Regions from separate parts of the Homo sapiens genome. Here region 2 is linked to region 1. Evidence: read pairs that join two places in POLR2A ChIA-PET (ENCODE). Cell type or tissue: GM12878. All regions are shown on one strand. Each heading gives the region's core, and the rest is flanking DNA. Links, peaks and the distances in the headings are about the cores only. Region 1 overlaps NPAS3 (neuronal PAS domain protein 3). Region 2 overlaps NPAS3 (neuronal PAS domain protein 3).

What was found. ChIA-PET counts read pairs that join two places held together with the same protein. Peaks named below come from ENCODE experiments on the same cell type or tissue, not always from the same donor. Only the 100,000 strongest peaks of a DNase experiment are listed, where the experiment ranks them.
Region 2: POLR2A ChIA-PET joins it to region 1 with 38 read pairs; 4 of 35 experiments call an interaction of 5 or more read pairs at or near these places.

What each region holds. Positions count from the first base shown.
Region 1 is chr14:33,506,526-33,515,091 of GRCh38, reverse strand. All of the region lies in intron 4 of NPAS3 (neuronal PAS domain protein 3), which reads right to left. Among named protein-coding and RNA genes, the nearest start is that of SNORA89, 200 kb to the left of the region's middle. In GM12878, for the core only: no CTCF peak of the experiment used is centred there; no DNase peak of the experiment used is centred there.
Region 2 is chr14:33,559,877-33,568,442 of GRCh38, reverse strand. NPAS3 (neuronal PAS domain protein 3) reads right to left here. Exons shown (of 12, transcript NM_001164749.2): 5 at 8,233-8,322. Among named protein-coding and RNA genes, the nearest start is that of SNORA89, 140 kb to the left of the region's middle. RefSeq lists an enhancer at 3,378-3,907. In GM12878, for the core only: no CTCF peak of the experiment used is centred there; a DNase peak (open chromatin) is centred at 3,472.

The DNA of each region.
Region 1 (8,566 bases), core at 84-8,083:
CCAGAACTAAACTAAAAATGAAGACACCTGGATTCTGGTCACAGATTCGCTGTGTAACATTGGGCAAGTCATAATCTCTGTGCCTCAGTTTCTTCCATATAAAATGGGGTTAGACTAAATACGAAGTCCCTTTTAGTCCCAAACATCTATGATTCTAAAATACTGTGCAAAAGGACATTAACTGTTGGGCACTTAATTTATTCTACAGTATTTTCTACAGATGATTTAGGAGACTGAATTGAGTCAACTAGAACTGTCATGATTTTAATTGGATTAAAAATGACTTTAATGGGTAATTTATCCAGTAGTTTATAATAATCATATAATGAAATAATCACAGGTATGTCAGTTCAATCTTAAAGGTTTTTATGACAGAGTAGCAAGTGTTTAGGATAAGGTACAGTACGATCTTTTAGTTATTTGACAGAGTTTTATTTCATGATATAATTTCTTTCTTTCATGTTCTAATTTCAAATTCAATTTGTTAAATTTTGTGGAACCTTCTTGACGAGATTAGATAAGATTAAATTATTTTTAACTTCTCAGGAGATTTTGCTTCCTCATCAACTTACTTATGCCTTTTTAGGAGAAGAATATTCACCAAGGGAAGCAACGCAACCAATTTGGGCATCACAATCGTCTTGGTAAAGGTTATATATCCAAATCAGTCTAAGTGCAAAGCAGGAATAACTGGATGGCCCTTATCTGTGACTCAGATAACCTCACTTGGTGAGAGGCTGGAAACTTAGAGTGTACACTGTTTATCTACTTGAGAGGGATAGGAGGTTGGATTTAGAGACAAAGAGGTGTGGGACAAGCTGCCCTGTCTATGTGCAACTCCGTTGACAAGGCACTATTCCTTATACCATGGGTTGCCTCTGCACACCTTCAGACTGACCCGGAGCCCCTTGTTAATTCAATTCTGAGCATCTCCTGAGTTGAAGCAGACAATAATGCAGACATGGACAAAATTGTACTGCAATTGTGTGAGTGAACTCATGTCCAAGGGGGATTATGCTGAGACCACCAAACTCATTTCACTTGTGACCTAATCATCTCTCAAACTGGCCCCCGGTGGATATGAATATATTAGGAGGAAGAATTATTAAACAATTACTCTTGCGCCTGGGGTACATGCTTTTTAGCAAGCCTGGGCATGCAAGTCTTCTCCTCCAACTTCTTCTAACCACCTCACCCCTCTCAAACCTTTCTCCCCCATGGGGAAAAAATACATTCATCGCGGCTAGTAAAAAGAGTGACTTTTTATAACAAGTCCCCACAAATCCAGAGCGTGAGCTTTTTCTTTGTCAAAAAAACTCTGCAGCAAATCATAGGAGTCAAGAAGGAAAAAAACACTTGCCCATTCAGCTTGAATTTGTATTAAACTCTTCATTCATGAGAACATAATCCTTCTTACTCCCTTGGAAGGTGGCAGAGTTTAATAGATTGGAATGATGGAAAGACCTGGCTTTAAATCCTGGCTTTACCACTTCGTAGCTGTGTGAACTTGGGCAAGTTACTTGACCTCCCTAAGGTGCAGCTCTATTTTTACAGGATGGAAATAATAACAGTACTTATTAACATTATATAATTATGGAACCAATACCTACTGTACTCAAAGGCTGGCTGTGACAATTAATAGACAACAAATCATACAAGGTGCTTAGCAAAGTGCCTGACACATAAGGACTTAATAAATCATCACTTTTATTATTGTGGTGGTGTTAGTGTGACAGTCTTATAACAGAATTCTAATTTGTTACCAAGAAGAGTACTACAGATAACTATGTGTACAGTGTTCACTAGAATATATATGTTCATTAGAATCTGATCAATCCACTGTCTGTGACCTTAGCTCATGAGTATTGGAATGAAAAAATTTTTGTCAACTTCATGTTAAACCACATGACAAAAATACTTACCTAGTCTAGGCACTACATGGCTAGGTGCCCCACAACCCTTCTGTCAATGAGTGAACGGTCCTAACGTCTCCTTTTTAAAGTTCTGTCATCCACCAATGACAAAAACAGTTATGCTAAGGATATTGGCTTTTCATCCACTGAATTCGAGGTAAAACTTCTTATTGCTGGAGAAAGAGCATCAAAATTGCAAACACATTGGGGGTTACCAACTAACTTCCTTTTCATAAGAACCTACCTTGAAATTAATTTTCAAAACCTTCTAAATTTAGAAATGGCACTTTAAAAATATACAGTGATATAAAAGTCACTGAAGTGTATTTTTTCTCTCATCTGTAAAATAAGAAGTCTAAATCAGATGTTCTTTAAGGTTGGTTCCATCTTTATATCTACATAGAGAGTTCCACATCTACGAGAAATAAATTCCTTGCCAAGCCACAGAGGCTATGGAAAATGCAGGCATGTTTGTTTCTGACCTTGCCACAGAAGAAACCAGAAGTTCTACAAAGAGAGAAATACTTAGTACACACAGAGGCACACCAGAATGCAAACCCCACATCAAAATGCTGCTAGAGTTCATAACTCAAATTTCTTTATCCTGTAGCTGCTCAGGGACCCCATTAAATTGTTTTCCACAAATGCCATGAGGTTTGAACCATTTGTTATAACATTTGAGTCATTTATAAGATATTTTGATCTGACAAATCTGGAAGTAGCTGTCTAAAGTAAAATACGTGACTAATGTCAGCTTCTTCTTGTTTCAGATCAAAGCAGGGAACACTGTAAAGTCCTACAAAACTTTTCTCGGGTGTTGAATGGATTTCTTCACTTCTGTGAGTTGGCAGGAAAACAACATGCCATGTCACAGACTATGCTGACCTCAATGGGCGAAAAAAAAAGATGTTCTACAAATTTGATGTGGAGAAGTATTTACAAACACACTGAGCCAACTAGCTTGGATCCAAGATTAAAAATTAGTATGATATTAAAAATGCTATGAACAAACGCAAATTAACATAGGAAAAAAGATTCAGTCTAGTTTTTCTTTAAGCTTGTGCTGTTCATCTATGGCAGAGGCATTCTTTCTGTCACCATGGCAATGGACAAGCTAATAAAAAAGTGCAAGACTGTTCAAAATTGGTTCCTATATAGAGTGGTGCTACTCAACCCATGCTGTGTGGACCAGCAGCAGAAGCTGGAAGCTTGACTAGCCACATCCTAGACCTAAAGGAATCAGAATTTCTCCAAGTAAGATTCAGCAATGGAGTTTAAACAAGGCCTCCAAGGTGATTCTGATGCATGCTAATGTTTGAGCCACACTGAAGTAGAATGCTACAAAACCAAAAATACCTGCTATCATAGTAAATGTCCCATGGAAAAAAAATTCATTCTTTCTATACAAGGACAAGTAGTCTTGCTACCAAAGCACATACTTCCATTCTTTGTCCCTTCTTAAGTTCAGGAGCTTCATTTATTTCCCATAAAATTCTTGGCAGAGTTCACTGCCTACCAGTGAGCAGGATTCTGTTTATTTTAATTAAGTCTTTATCTATCACATTCTTTTAATTCACAAGAAACTAGTGGCTGTCATCTATCTAACCACCAAAGAGGATACAACAGCGCGGCCACATGCCAAAAATGTCACCAAATGTACCTTTTGAAATAAAGGTAATTTTTGTGCTGTTTTATATCCTTCGATCTTGTTTAGAAATTTGGCCCTTTCTCTTTATTGATTAAATTGTAATTTTTCTAAAACAGTTCATAATTGAATTGTCTGGTGAAACCTGCCGAAAGGGATCAAAAGTGATGGAAATAAAAATAGGAAGTTGTATAATGTATAATACAAATGATTTGGTTGCTGAGGTTTTAATCAAATCAAACAGAGCCATAAAATAACAGGTGATTGAATTACATGGAAAGATAATGCATTTGGATTTGAAGAGTCTGATGCGTTTCTGCAAAGTCTGTTGAATTCACAACTGTGCCATCTGCATCTCCCTTGGGAGATCTTGCTCTCAGAGGATTTCCCCCAACACAAGGCACCTGAACGCTGTGCTGAAAACTTTCTTCTTGAAGAAAAATAACATTCAAAAAGTAAAAGAACTATGAAACTAGGAGTTTCTGGTAAATTATCCACTCAACACCAGCTTAAAACAACACAAGCACTCTCAGAATTACTGGAGGTACCCACCTAAGAAATTGCTCAGGTAAGAGCTGAAAGCTCATTAACCCCCTCTACCTATGCCTAAGTGACCACTGAAAAACATAAAGGAAAAAAGATCATTCAACATGTTGGTAAAGAAGAACACATAAAGCATCAGTCATTTGCCTGAGGGGGTACGTTTTGCCTTGCAACTTTCTAAATATCTTAATAACACTCTACAAACCTACACCATGCATCCACATTCACCTTAGAAGGGGAAAGCGGTAGTTCTCCAGTAAGCACACGTTATATAAAAAGTCAATGTAAGAATTTAGTGTAACGCACTACACCTGAAAAGCTTAAAATCTTCCAACACGCAGAAAATGCAAACTTTTCTTTCCTCATCCATGGCTTTCAGAAACAGCCAATGGCATTATTAACACCTTACCCATGTATTATTTTGAGAAAATGAATTCCTTACAACATAATGCTGTTAACTCATGCTTGTGAGGAATTGTATGTCCTTTTCAAAGTTATTGTGGCTACCTAGGCAAGGCCAGTCCCCCCTCCACCCACCCTGGGAACTGGAAGTGATTTAATTTATCACTCTAGGAAGAAGGAGGGAACTTTTGGCTACTGAACTTTCCAGACAACCTCTGAATCATAGCAGCGATTGTGAAAGCGCTAGTGAGAAATAGAAGCCTGAATTCCTTTCCTGGGGTCTGGTTTTGATGGATGTGGAGGCCCCTAAAGGGTGGTGAGACAAGGTTTAAGCAAACACATTTTAGGGCACAGATTTTGAAAATTGAGTACCGCTGTCCCACCTGCTGTGCTTCATTTCAGTATCCACAGCTGTCATTAGCAGAGAACAAACTGCTTTTCCAACCACACACCACATCGCACTGCTCCAGCTCGCACTGGAAATTGCAAGACCGTTATGGAGGAGCATGTCCTGAGAGCTCTCCTCCTTTGTCAGACCTCTGATTTTTATTATCCCGGGGCGTGCTGGGGGAGGGGAAACAAAAAGTGTGCATGCACATAGGTTCAGGATATAAAAGCTTTGGAGGGTAGACTTTAGATTTGATGCTAGGTTCCCCGTTTAAAAATAAGTGTACAGGCCAGCTCAGGAATCACAACAACTCTTAAGTTGAATTTGGCACAAAAGAGATTCTAATGACAAAGTCATAAACATAGTCTGATAGCGTCTATCTATATAGGCTCTATGGACTAAAGAGTCATAAAGAGCTTTCAGAAGTCATGCCCTAATTTCATGGTTAAGGCAGGTTTCCCGACATTAGTTCAGTGATCTTGCCAGTACACTGAAGACCAGAGTAACTGGACTTGTTACTCTTTCCTTCCAAGTACCTAGTGAATTACGCAAGGCCCCAAGGAAGTCCCACCTCCTCCTCCAGGTCTCCTTAACTGAGCCTAATGCACACCCTCAGTCATTCCAGTCTGAATCTCTAGGTCAGAAAATCCACATAATGAAGGATTTAATTATATAGTCATTTGTACAAGAAAGAACTAGAAGAGAAGGGTGCAGAGGACAGTGAGATTAAAATTAAGATCCAGGTCTTAGATCTGTCTGCTTTCAAGTAGCTACTGGATCAGGGCAAGTCATTTTGTATTTCTGGGTCCTCAGCTTTTTCATCTGTAAAATGGAATAGAGGAGAAGAGAAAGAGTAGGTCAAATATTTGCTCAACTCCTTTATAGCGCTTAGATTCTCTTCTGTTCTTGCCCTAGAAAAGTTCATAATCTGTATGGCAGAATCACATATTAAAATGTAACAAGTTGAATAAAAACAAAGGAGTCATCAGTGTAATATGATTTGCCAAGCGATAACACAAAGCAATATATGATCAAGAATCAATTATAACAACAGAAATCATAATGCTAATAATACCACCCCCTTAAGACTATTGAATCCTCTTACTTACATATAGGATATAGTCTCAGGTAAAAAAAAAAAAAGTAGTTGGATAACCTTTAAAGGTTATATTGAGTAGAACCACACCTTTCTTGAGAAGGACAAACAGGCCACCACCCTCTGAAACAGTAAAATCACTCTTAGAGCATGAACAGAGACCTCATGCCAGAGACCGCAGGGCAGCTAAGGGCTCCCATGGGCCTGTCAGGGGATGAAGGCTCAGGGGTGAGAGTGATGTCAAAGTCTGGTCATTCCCACGCTCATTCTACTCCTCTGACCCCATCTAGATGTGAATGTTTTCTTTTCTCAGCTATACCACAGTTAAGGGAGGCCTAGGAAATTGTGTGGGGTCATGAAAACAATCAAGTACACTTTAAAAATGATCATATATACTCTCACACGGGCAGTAAGAGTGTTACCTGGCTCTCTCCTTCCTGGCTGTAAGCAGCTTCTGTTTACTGATTCCCTCTGAGGATAATGGAGGATGACAGCCAACCAGGCGTTTGTGTGAGCCCTGTGTGTGGTTGGCTTCCTGGATGCTAAGAACTCACCCCAGAGTTATTTGCACTTTTCAGAGAAAGAGAAGGTTACTTTCTGGAGTCTTTTGGATTTACATGGTGTAAAACAGCAAGTTCAATAAATCTGGTTTTGGCTGGCTATCTATCCCTCCTCAAACTTACATCTTCGTACTTAGTATCCCCCTAAGCCCCCTTTTCGGCATTGCTTCACTGCTTCATAGTGCTGAGGAAAATCCAGGCTTCACCTCTTCAGGCATTTGGTAATGCATCTGGAAGGCGTGATTTGTCACGTAATTATAAGAACAGATATGATTTTGTTCTGAATTAAACAGCAAGCAGTGTGTGTGCAGTTGGCTCCTTTGCCCAAGCAAACTGCTTGTAAATTTTATTCTGCTTTGACTGGGAAGGTTTCTCTGCTGGTTTTGCCATAACATAGGAAACATGGAAACCTGAATGCGGGCTGCTTTTTCCTGGAGAAACAATGGCAATATTATTTGCTATGGAGACTAGGAGATTGAATGGCACCTTAGCAAACTTTTCCATGGCAAGTTGAGTGCTCTCATGGAAGAGTCCCTTGGCAGCAACTTGAGCCTCTCAGCGTCTTGATGAGGGTAGGGGGAGTAGGAAGGAGAGGCTTAGTCTTAAAAAAATGACAGAGACACACCCACATATACCCACATCCACATTAAAGATGGAAACTAATCGCACATCAAAACCAGAAAGTGCTTATGTGTGTGTACCATGAACAAGCAAAGAGAAAGTACAAAAACACAGACTCCAAACCAGAAGTAAAAGAGAACAGCATTGTCAGAGAAAAATTAACTCTTGATATTTATTAGACAAAGAAATTTAGCAAGAATGTTTTGCAAACAGAACTCGATAATTTGAATTCTGTAAAATTAGATAGAAATTCCATGTTCCATGGTCAGGGCACATTTCAGAATGAGGGAGAACAGTAGGCTAAAACTGAATTGGAATTCCATTTGAAAATGAAAATTTTCAAAGCCTCTTTCTACTAGTTATATAATAAAAAGAATAACCTTACTATGCTTGGGAAAGAACAACAATGAACAATTCAGAGAACAAAATACAAGGAGGGTGTGGGCAAACATCTTCAGGATCAAAAAGACTGAAAAGATCAAGCAGGTTTCAAAGGCCACAAATAAACAGACATAAAACTCTTTTTTACTTGAATGTCCTGCTGTTTTACTTCCTGCACAAGATGGCAGTCTAAGGTATTTATTTCTATTTCTATTTGATCACAAATAGATATTACTAGAAACATAAAGGAAAACAGCAGCAAATTCTGAGACGAGACATTTCTCCTCCATTAACTTCTCTCCGGTAACCAAAAAACTGCATTCTATCCTTACGTTCTCTACTTGGGCTAACATCCCAAATATATCAGAAATATCCTTAGATCTTTGGGTTGGGGTGTGACAAACTCCACATGCTCATTACATTCTACAAAATGAACATCATAGTCCATCACCCACAACATTTCATGTGTTGAAGTAGAGATGGCTCTTTTACGTCACTCCTCATGGAGCAATACAATTTTTTTTTTTCCAATCTGAGTTTATTGTTGATCTCCTTTGGCCTGATTAAAACTTAAAAGCTAATAGTTGGATTCAAAATGTTCAATGATTCAAAAGTTTACAATTGAATAGGAGGAAATTTTAAAAGTCAAGAAGGAGTGAAATAAGACCTTCAGCAGTACGGAGAAAAATAAATAGAAAACATACAAATTCCTACTTCAAGTGTGGGGAATTAGGGGGGAGACTGTCTTCCTACACAGTAATCTACCTAGACCTGAATTTTTATTCCCTTGTGATATGCACAACAAGATAGTCAATAAATATTTAATGCTTATGATAATCACAATAAAGAGTTAACTGGATCATAGCCTATGGCTTCTGGCTGTCTACCATACACTAACATTGTCTACAAAGATCTCTTATAATCATATCAATACAAAATTTGTGGATTTATTTCGTAGAAGATGGTTTGGATGGAAAAATGTCAGACTGTGATGTTGTAACCAGCATATAATTTGTT
Region 2 (8,566 bases), core at 463-8,462, 53 kb before region 1:
CTTTACTTTCTAACTTTGCATAATAAAATAAGCCATTAAATTAATACCATATAGAAAATACTGCTTGTCAGGCAAAGAAATGCATATTGCTTTCCAGAAAACCAGGGACATTATATTGCCAACGCCTGCATGAATAATACATGGGTTAATTCAGAAAAACACCGTTTCATTATTTAAATATGAATAAATTACAGACTTAGAATGATGACTAAATTTTCTTAATCTTACTTTTGCTCAGTGCTCTACTTCAAAATGAATCTGAAAATACTGTTTAATCCACACAAATAAAATGAACTAGCTCCTTACAAAGTATTTTTTTTCTGACTTTAGATCTCTTCAACTATAAAATGAAGAATACTCCATCTTCCTTTTTTTGTCTTGCTCACTTTAAGTCCAGAAATTAAGAAGCAATGTAGGTTTTCGATTCATACATTTGAAAATGGTAAGCTTATCTTGAATTATCCTGAGATTCTATGATTCAGTCTAACAAGAACAGCTCGCTGTGCACAAACTTCCTGTGTTTTAGCCTCACTGTCTGGAAAAATATGTTCAAAGGAACAAATAAGAATAACATGATTCTCACGTATGATGACGCACATTTCTTTCATTCTCTTTCACAGATAGTGGTCTACTCTGAAGACCTGTTAAAAATCAGTCCCATTTGGGCACTGATGAAAGCATGAGGAGAGAAAGAAATGCACCTGTAATAAGAAATTAATTTGGAGTTAAAATAAGTAAAACATCCCCACGCAGTGCATTCAGGCTAAGCATAGAGTGACAGCCAGCAGATTATTCTACCGATTTCTAATGCTGGAAATTCGGATGGCATTTACTAGCATAACCTTTCAACTCTGAGCACATCAATAGAGGCCGACAGTGGCTTGAAATATGATTCCTTGCAGATAGCATATCCTCATTCATCTGACTGTGCTGCTCTGTGCTCCATTGCACAAACAGCGTCTCACCCACTTCTGAGAGGACACTAATAAAAAAGGCATCAATTTTCAGCTCTAGTACTACTGTGATCTCTTTATATGTTCGACATCCAACATTAAATTAAAATGCTGTTATAAATCCTACTTTCTGAATCTGGAATGAGTGTTGGGTTTTTGTCGCATGAGACTGCAGCAAATCTTGTCAAAAGCAAGGAAGCACGTCTTGTTCACTCAGAATTAATGTTGTGGATGAAAGAAGGAGGTAAAAGGGGTTGAATATGGTGAACTGAGGGTGTCAGAGGCAGTGGGGACTGAAGCTTCAGGGTGCCACACCAGGCAGGGTATTTGCTGCTTTCAAGAAGTGGCTAATCAAGAATTGTAATTATCAACGACAAGCTGTGTGGCAGGAAGATTACTGATCAACAGACATACACATCCACACATCCATACATATCAACAGAAAAATTCTAGGCGTAAAAAAATTGTCGATTATTACCCTGTGGAAGAAAAATACTTTCCAAACACCAACGGTCCTGAAGAAGCCCTGTGGATTCTATCAAATCTCTGCAAAGAGGCTGCCACTGGGATTCAAAGCCAAATAGCACAGGTGACATGTTTTCTGGGCCTTATGTCATTGTTACATAATTTTAAGGTTATAAGAGAAATACCTTAAATCACTGGATTGCAAGAGAATAATATTGTTAGATACTGACATGTATGACTTAAGACAGTTTCAGAAGGGTTCTATGTAAAGATGACAGGGGAGGGAGGAAAATAAAACACCCTGCAACTACAGAGAAGAAAGAAACTGGTAAGGTTTTTCCACTCTGCTCAAGGTGGCGATGCATTATAGGAGAACATTAGGGATTTTTTCTACTCTTTCTGATGAAAAGATCCCTGCCAATATAGATGATCACCTAAGAACTATGAACTAAAAGGCATTAGGAGCTTCAACAAAGATACAGAGCACAGAGCTGTATTCTTCTGCCTGGCTCGTTCATAATTATGGATGAAATAAAGAGGCGTGTTTGCCTATTTGGAAGGGTGGGGTGGAAGGAAAAGGGGGGAAGAACGAGCAGTTCAATATCTGGATCGAACAGAGGAACTTTTTCCCCCAAGGATCCTGCCGGGAGGAACCTTGACATGCACAAAGTCAGAACGTAGACAAAGTTGCCCTGGTGAGAACGATAAGGTCACCCGTGGGATTGCTGAGATTATCTCTGTCAAGCACTCGGACAGCATGCAGTCAAATGATGCATCATGCAGTCATTTTCGGGGGGGAAAAATCAATTTCTTCACCAGGTCGCTATTTGCTTTTCAAAGTGCCCTTGTAGGCCTTCACCACCAAGCATTTATCAATTTAAATGTTGTAAATTGATAATGTGCCACTGTGCCTTGTACTGTTTCTGAATTATTTTGATACTTATATTTTCTCAATAGTCTCCAAACCCTCAGAGCTTCCACATTCAAAAGGGCATTTTTCTTTGTTACACCCAGAAGTGATGAACTTTTCATGATTAGTGTACAGGAGACAAATGTAGACTTGCTGGTTGGGGTGGCAGGGGGGTGGTCACAAGCTGCAGAAAATTATATATTTTTCTGCTTTTTTTTAAAAAAATTAAGGTATGTCTACTTGAAACGTTTTGAAAAGGGGGGCCATAAAGCAGTATTTGCATTCATTTATTAAAAGAACTCCAGTTATCCTAGCATTGAATACATTTAGAACACCAACTGCAAAAATGCTAACACTTGGCTCCATCATTGTAATCCCTCTGCTGTGTTGAAATAATACCTTTTTTGTCTTTATATTCCAGCTCTTTAGGATGTCATGATGCCAAACAAGAATAATAACTTACAAGGAAAGCTAATGTCTTCTTTTTTTTTTCAACCCCACTAAAGAAATATATATATCTTCTACAAGCAGGGAAGTAAGAGTATTAGCCACATACTAACCTCAACTTGATTTGCATTGAAAAACACAGAATGGAAGAGTGAGCCTTGCACTTTGGAAAAGCAAAAGAAAGACATGGCGGTTGCAAAGCATCTTTAACCTCCAGTGATTTATTGGCCCTCGGCCAAGTTATCAGGGGAATCTAATTCTTCTTTATTATTCAAATAAACCACATTTGGCACCATGGTTCCCTTTCAGAATAGCTTCACAAATAGACTGAGCTCTGTCATTTATTTGACCTTGTACTTGTGTGCTGTAGCTGTAATTTTATTTGCCATTTTATATAACAAATGCAGAGAAATCTAAAATATGGAGATGAACAACAGGATAAGGAAAGGAGTTTATGGCAAATATATCTGCATGGCTTAAAAAAAATACCAAATTTAAAACAACCACTTACCCCCTTTCACCTTCACCTCTATTAACTCTTATTATAATCTGCAGCCACCCTGCCCTTTTCAGCAAGCTGCCTTGAATCAAGCCAATTTGTAACCTTGTCTGCAGCTACCTTCTGGCTGGCTTACAATAGTCAGGAAATACCTTATATAAGGGTGAGGACTTGGTGAGAAAAAGGGAAGTGACTCATTATGTGCAGGAGGGGACTGGAGGCAGTGGGGGGTGATTAGAACACATTTCAAGAGAGGTTTTAGCTGGCACGTAGGGTATTTTCTAATGGTATCACCCCATACAAATGTGTAAATTTCCTGGCTTGCTCTAGATCTCATTTTTGTTGTAAACAGGACCCTATATTAACTTGAATGCACTTTGCTGGGATAGGTGTGCATCAGAATTATCCTGTCTCACCTCACTTTCCAGAAAAAATGTTTTCAGAGGATGTGAGTCCAATTGTATTCTCTGGTTAACTGAGTCTCTCATGTCCTCTGCCTCTGGCAACGATAATGTGAATTTCTCATGAGGGCTTAGAAGAAAATGCAGGATGTGAGTATGGGTGAAGGAAAGCCAGTTTGAAACCCTGTAAACCACCAAACTAGCCAATGCTATTGTGAGGCCTGGATGCGGGAACAGAACATCGCTCTCCGATGGTCTTCCGCACAGCTATGGCTGGCGGGGAATGGGCTTCTGCCTGCTTATGAGATTTGTAATTTGGGTCTTTGTGTTTGCTGTGTAGATCACGACAGCCTTGCTGTGAATATGGACTCCAGTGGAAGCAAATCAATGTCATAATCTACAGGTTAGCTCTTCCAAAATCCTACGTGAGATTTTCAGATTTCAGTCCCAGAAAAACTTTGCCTTCCTTAAGAAACAATGGTTTTTCATTTTTGATGGTTTACTGGATTTCCCTTTTTGCTTTGGTTACCATGAAGCTCATGGTTACATCTGAAACTTTAATAAAGACCATTTATAATAAATGGTCTTTTTATGAGCCTCTTTGTTGTGTTTTCCTACTATGTGGTAACAGTTTACCTACTTTTGCTTATCTCCTTTTCCTTATTCCCTAGTTCTATTTTGACATTATTTTTATCATATGTGTTTATGTAAGCTATTTGAAATCCTTTGTGGAAAGAGGAGAGTATAAGCCAACAAATAAATATTTCTCTAAGCTTTAAATCCTGTATCAACTAGAAATACTTTTTATTTATCATGTAAAGTCTCTTTTGGATTCTTTGGCGATTAAGCCCCTTACATTTTGGAAGAGATTTCATAAACGCTGGCTATATATCATTGCTACATTTTCAGTGTTAGGGAACCCATTCTGTTTTCTTAATTCATTTTCACTTCTGCCTGTTCCATTATAGCTAGAAAGCAGAGCTGTCATGAACAGCTCTGAATGCCATCATCAGGTATAACAAGTTATTCAGTCTCTATGCAAGCCAAACTCAGCATCAGTATGTGGGAATCTTCCTTTAAGATAAGGCCTCTTGGTGAGTAACTGGGCATCATTTTTACACAGGAAAGCAAGTCAACAGTGCATACTTCTATAACCTGAAACCAGTTCTTGGATGTTGTTAGGTTAAATATATACATCTCTCCTCTCTCTCTCTCTCTCTCTCTCTCTCTGTGTGTGTGTGTGTGTGTGTATGTATGTGTATCTGGCAAAGTCAAGAGGACTGTTGAGGAGCTTCAGAAATCATCATCATTCACTCATTCCCATAATTACAACAAGATGAGAATACTTTAAAGAGAATACCTGGCATGCACATGCCCTGGACACCAGGAGCTGTCCCACCCAAGGGAGAGTCAAAGAGAAAATCCGCTCTGGCTGTCTCTATCCCCATGCTACACAACAGAGCTCAGTAGAAGTTTCCCTATCTTGTTTTCTTGTGAGCCAAAAAAGAATCCTAATTCTATCCTGAGCATAAGCTGTTTTAAAGCCACCACATTTATGTACACATTGAAAGAAAATAAAACTGAGGAAGGGATATCTTGAGAGTTAGCAATACAGACATAGCTATGCTCTGTAACAAACTGACATGCTCACAGTCCTCCTGAACAATTTCACTGGACAAGTCTTTGATGACAGAGTTACACATTGTCTTTATTTAACAAAACTATTTGGAAAGGAAAGGAGGGTCCATAACTTTACAGATTCCTTATCACTGTCTAGAATTTGATAGAATAACCACTTAGCCAAAGTTGTAGCATACAAGCAGAGCATTTGGTTTGCATTTGATTAAGGGTGTGTGTGTGTGTGTGTGCTCATAAAAGAACAAATGCTTAATTTACTTAGAGTATATTTACTTTGTATATCACCCCACAACCCCTAAAACTGAAAAAGGGCATTGATGAAACTTGGAAAGAGTTGTATCTTGGGGACCTCTATTTCTCTATTAGGACTCAAACTGGGTTGAAAACTCTTTTCCAGAGTTTTAGCATAGATTTTTTGTTTTTCCCTCATGCTTTGGGCTTTTAAAAATATATCATGTTCTTATCAGATTCTTTTCATATTAATGCAGAACTATACTTAAGCTTTAGTTTTGAACTCTAAATACATAAACTGGTATACGCAAAAATCACTTTTAAATACATAAATTGGTATATGCAAAAATCACTTTCTACTGATTGACCCCTCATCAATTCAGTTGTATAGTGCTGCCAAATGAAGGCCCATGTCTCCTATCTCATAGCCTCTACCTGCATATTTGACAGTTTCTGCCAACACTGAACACATCCACCACAGGAGAAGAAGGCAATGGCACATTTTGGCCAGGGTCTGCCCCTGGATAAGTCAAGATGCCGACTACTGGTACGTGCTTTAAAACCCATTATATATAAAAGCAAGGACTGACTGCACAAAAATTGCCAGATACTGTACCATGTCTACACAGTTGCTTTATTTCACAGAAGCGTCAATTATTTGTCTCAGATTTTACTTAATGATACAGTAGAAAAGCAGCTAAATAAAATACTTTTAAGGAGAAACCAGCATAGGGTTAAAGCCAAATTTTTCTTGAACAGATGATATTTCAGATGGCCGCACTATTCCAGATGCATCAATTTCCTTGAAAATCCGATCCATATATGTGCATATGCTGTGCTGGCAGGAGGACTGACTGAAATGGCCAAAACCCAAGAGCTAATATTCTTTTGGCCAGAATAATGCAATTATTATTTTCCTAGCTATCAGTCTAAGCATACAGAGCCATCTGTTATGCAAAGCAAACATACACATCTCAATTACAGAAAATGCAGTTGCCTTGACAGAATTTGGATTACACCACTAAGCAGGGCTGTAAAATGTGTTTTGAGCTAGTATATAATGGATGCTTTTCAGGAGTTCCCTAATTAGCATTTACCTGCTTAAACTAATTATTCACCCTTCTTCTTTACTGGCTTATTAAACTTTGCTGGATACCCTGCATGAAACATGAATATGTGCATTGCAGAACAACAAACAGTGGTGTTTCCAGTTCTGTATGGTAATAACAACATCGCGACATGGTGGCTCACCGATTTCAAAATTGAAGATTCTCAATACTAGGTCCCAGACAGATTAAGACAAGGCTTAAAGTCTGTTAAAGGCTATTACAAAACCAGATCTTTCAATAAGATACAAGAATAGTAATACCGAGTTAACAAAAGCTCGGTTTCTATCATTTGGTTTGCTAAAGTCCACATAAAATAGAATTACTCCACACACTATAGCTGAGAGCTTGCATGTTCTTCAAAAGGCATTAACAGACCAGACCCTTGTTTGGATTCTCAACAGTAAATAATCAAATTTGGCAGTGTTTCTCCTCCTTCCCCAAGCCTCCTTACATGCCAAATCTCTCTCTCTATTATTTTCCAATGTCTTTCTTGATTTAGCTATTACCCAGCAAACTCACTCACAGCCAAAAGAGTCCAGCCTTGCTGGATGTCTCCTTAGAGCTGTGCCAACTTTCAGAAGCAACGAGTCTGGGGTAGGTCCTGCTTTAAAGGAGAGAGACAAATCTTATCTCTATCTCTAGCTTCAAGGGGCAACTGAACGAGCGGTAGATTATCCAACTTGGCAGATTATCACACACACACAAAATCCCTCCCACTGAGGCAGTGTTTTCCTCATGCCAAACTACCAGATGAAAGGGGTCAAACTCAGCCAATCACCTGTATGGGCGCAAATACCCAGATGTTCAGCATTTTTATGGAGAAAACATCTGGATAATTAGCTGAAGTGCAAACCTTGCTTCAGGATATTTTGGCATTCACCAGATGCAGCCCGTGTCTTGGCATTCACTGGAACTTAAATTTTTGTGTTCCAGGGGAATATCGAGAAGTAACATCCAGGATTTTTGTCCCTGGCCCATCAGCCTCCATTTTCTTTTCTTTTCCCCTCCGAAAAACACATGTGAGTAATTAAATGGCAAATAATGAAAAGCTGTCTTATTTTATGAAATCATCTTTCAGCATTAGGAAGCATTTGCAAAGGCAGCAAAATATATCCTTGCTGGAACCCTCCCTGCAACGCATTTTAATGGTCTCTTTCGGCATTTCTTGACTCCAAATGACTCCTGCCATTGTGTCAGCTCCCAGGATAATGCAGGGTACTCCATAAACATCCAGTAATAGGACACAAGGGAAGCACTATTAGTGTGTCCCTCTCCTACTGGGCACAGAGGTTTCAAAGTTCAAAACAACCAAGGGAAGAAACTTCATTTGTTCTCGATAAATTAATAATGATCCTTGGGGGGTGGGGAGCGGAACTAAAGTTTTTGAGCACAAGTTTATTCTGAATGTTCAACACTGACACACAGGTTTCTCACTGACTTTGAGAGAACAGTCAGGTAAAGCCATTAAATAATACATTTGATAATTCATGCTAAACAGAATATTCCTTGAAGAAGGAAAAACATGAGGCTGAAGAAGGCTTCATAATCGCTGCCAAGAATCTAAAATTGTTTTACTTACTTGTGAGAGGCCTAGGTAGATGGAGACTGTTTCGGAAATGTACAAAAATTTTCCTTCCTGATTTAGTGCAAATACAAAGCCATCCAGGGACTGCAGGAAAAAGAATAAATATATAAATAGATTAATAAATACAAAGGATGCAGATTTAATTAGTAAGGCAACTGAGAAAAAGCAATACATTGAATTTTTTTTTTTTTTTTTGAGACAGAGTCTTGCTCTGTCTCCCAGGCTAGAGTGCAGTGGCACAATCTCGGCTCACTGCAACCTCTACCTCCTGGGTTCTCCTGCCTTAGCCTCCCGAGTAGCTGGGACTACAGGCATGTGCCACCATGCC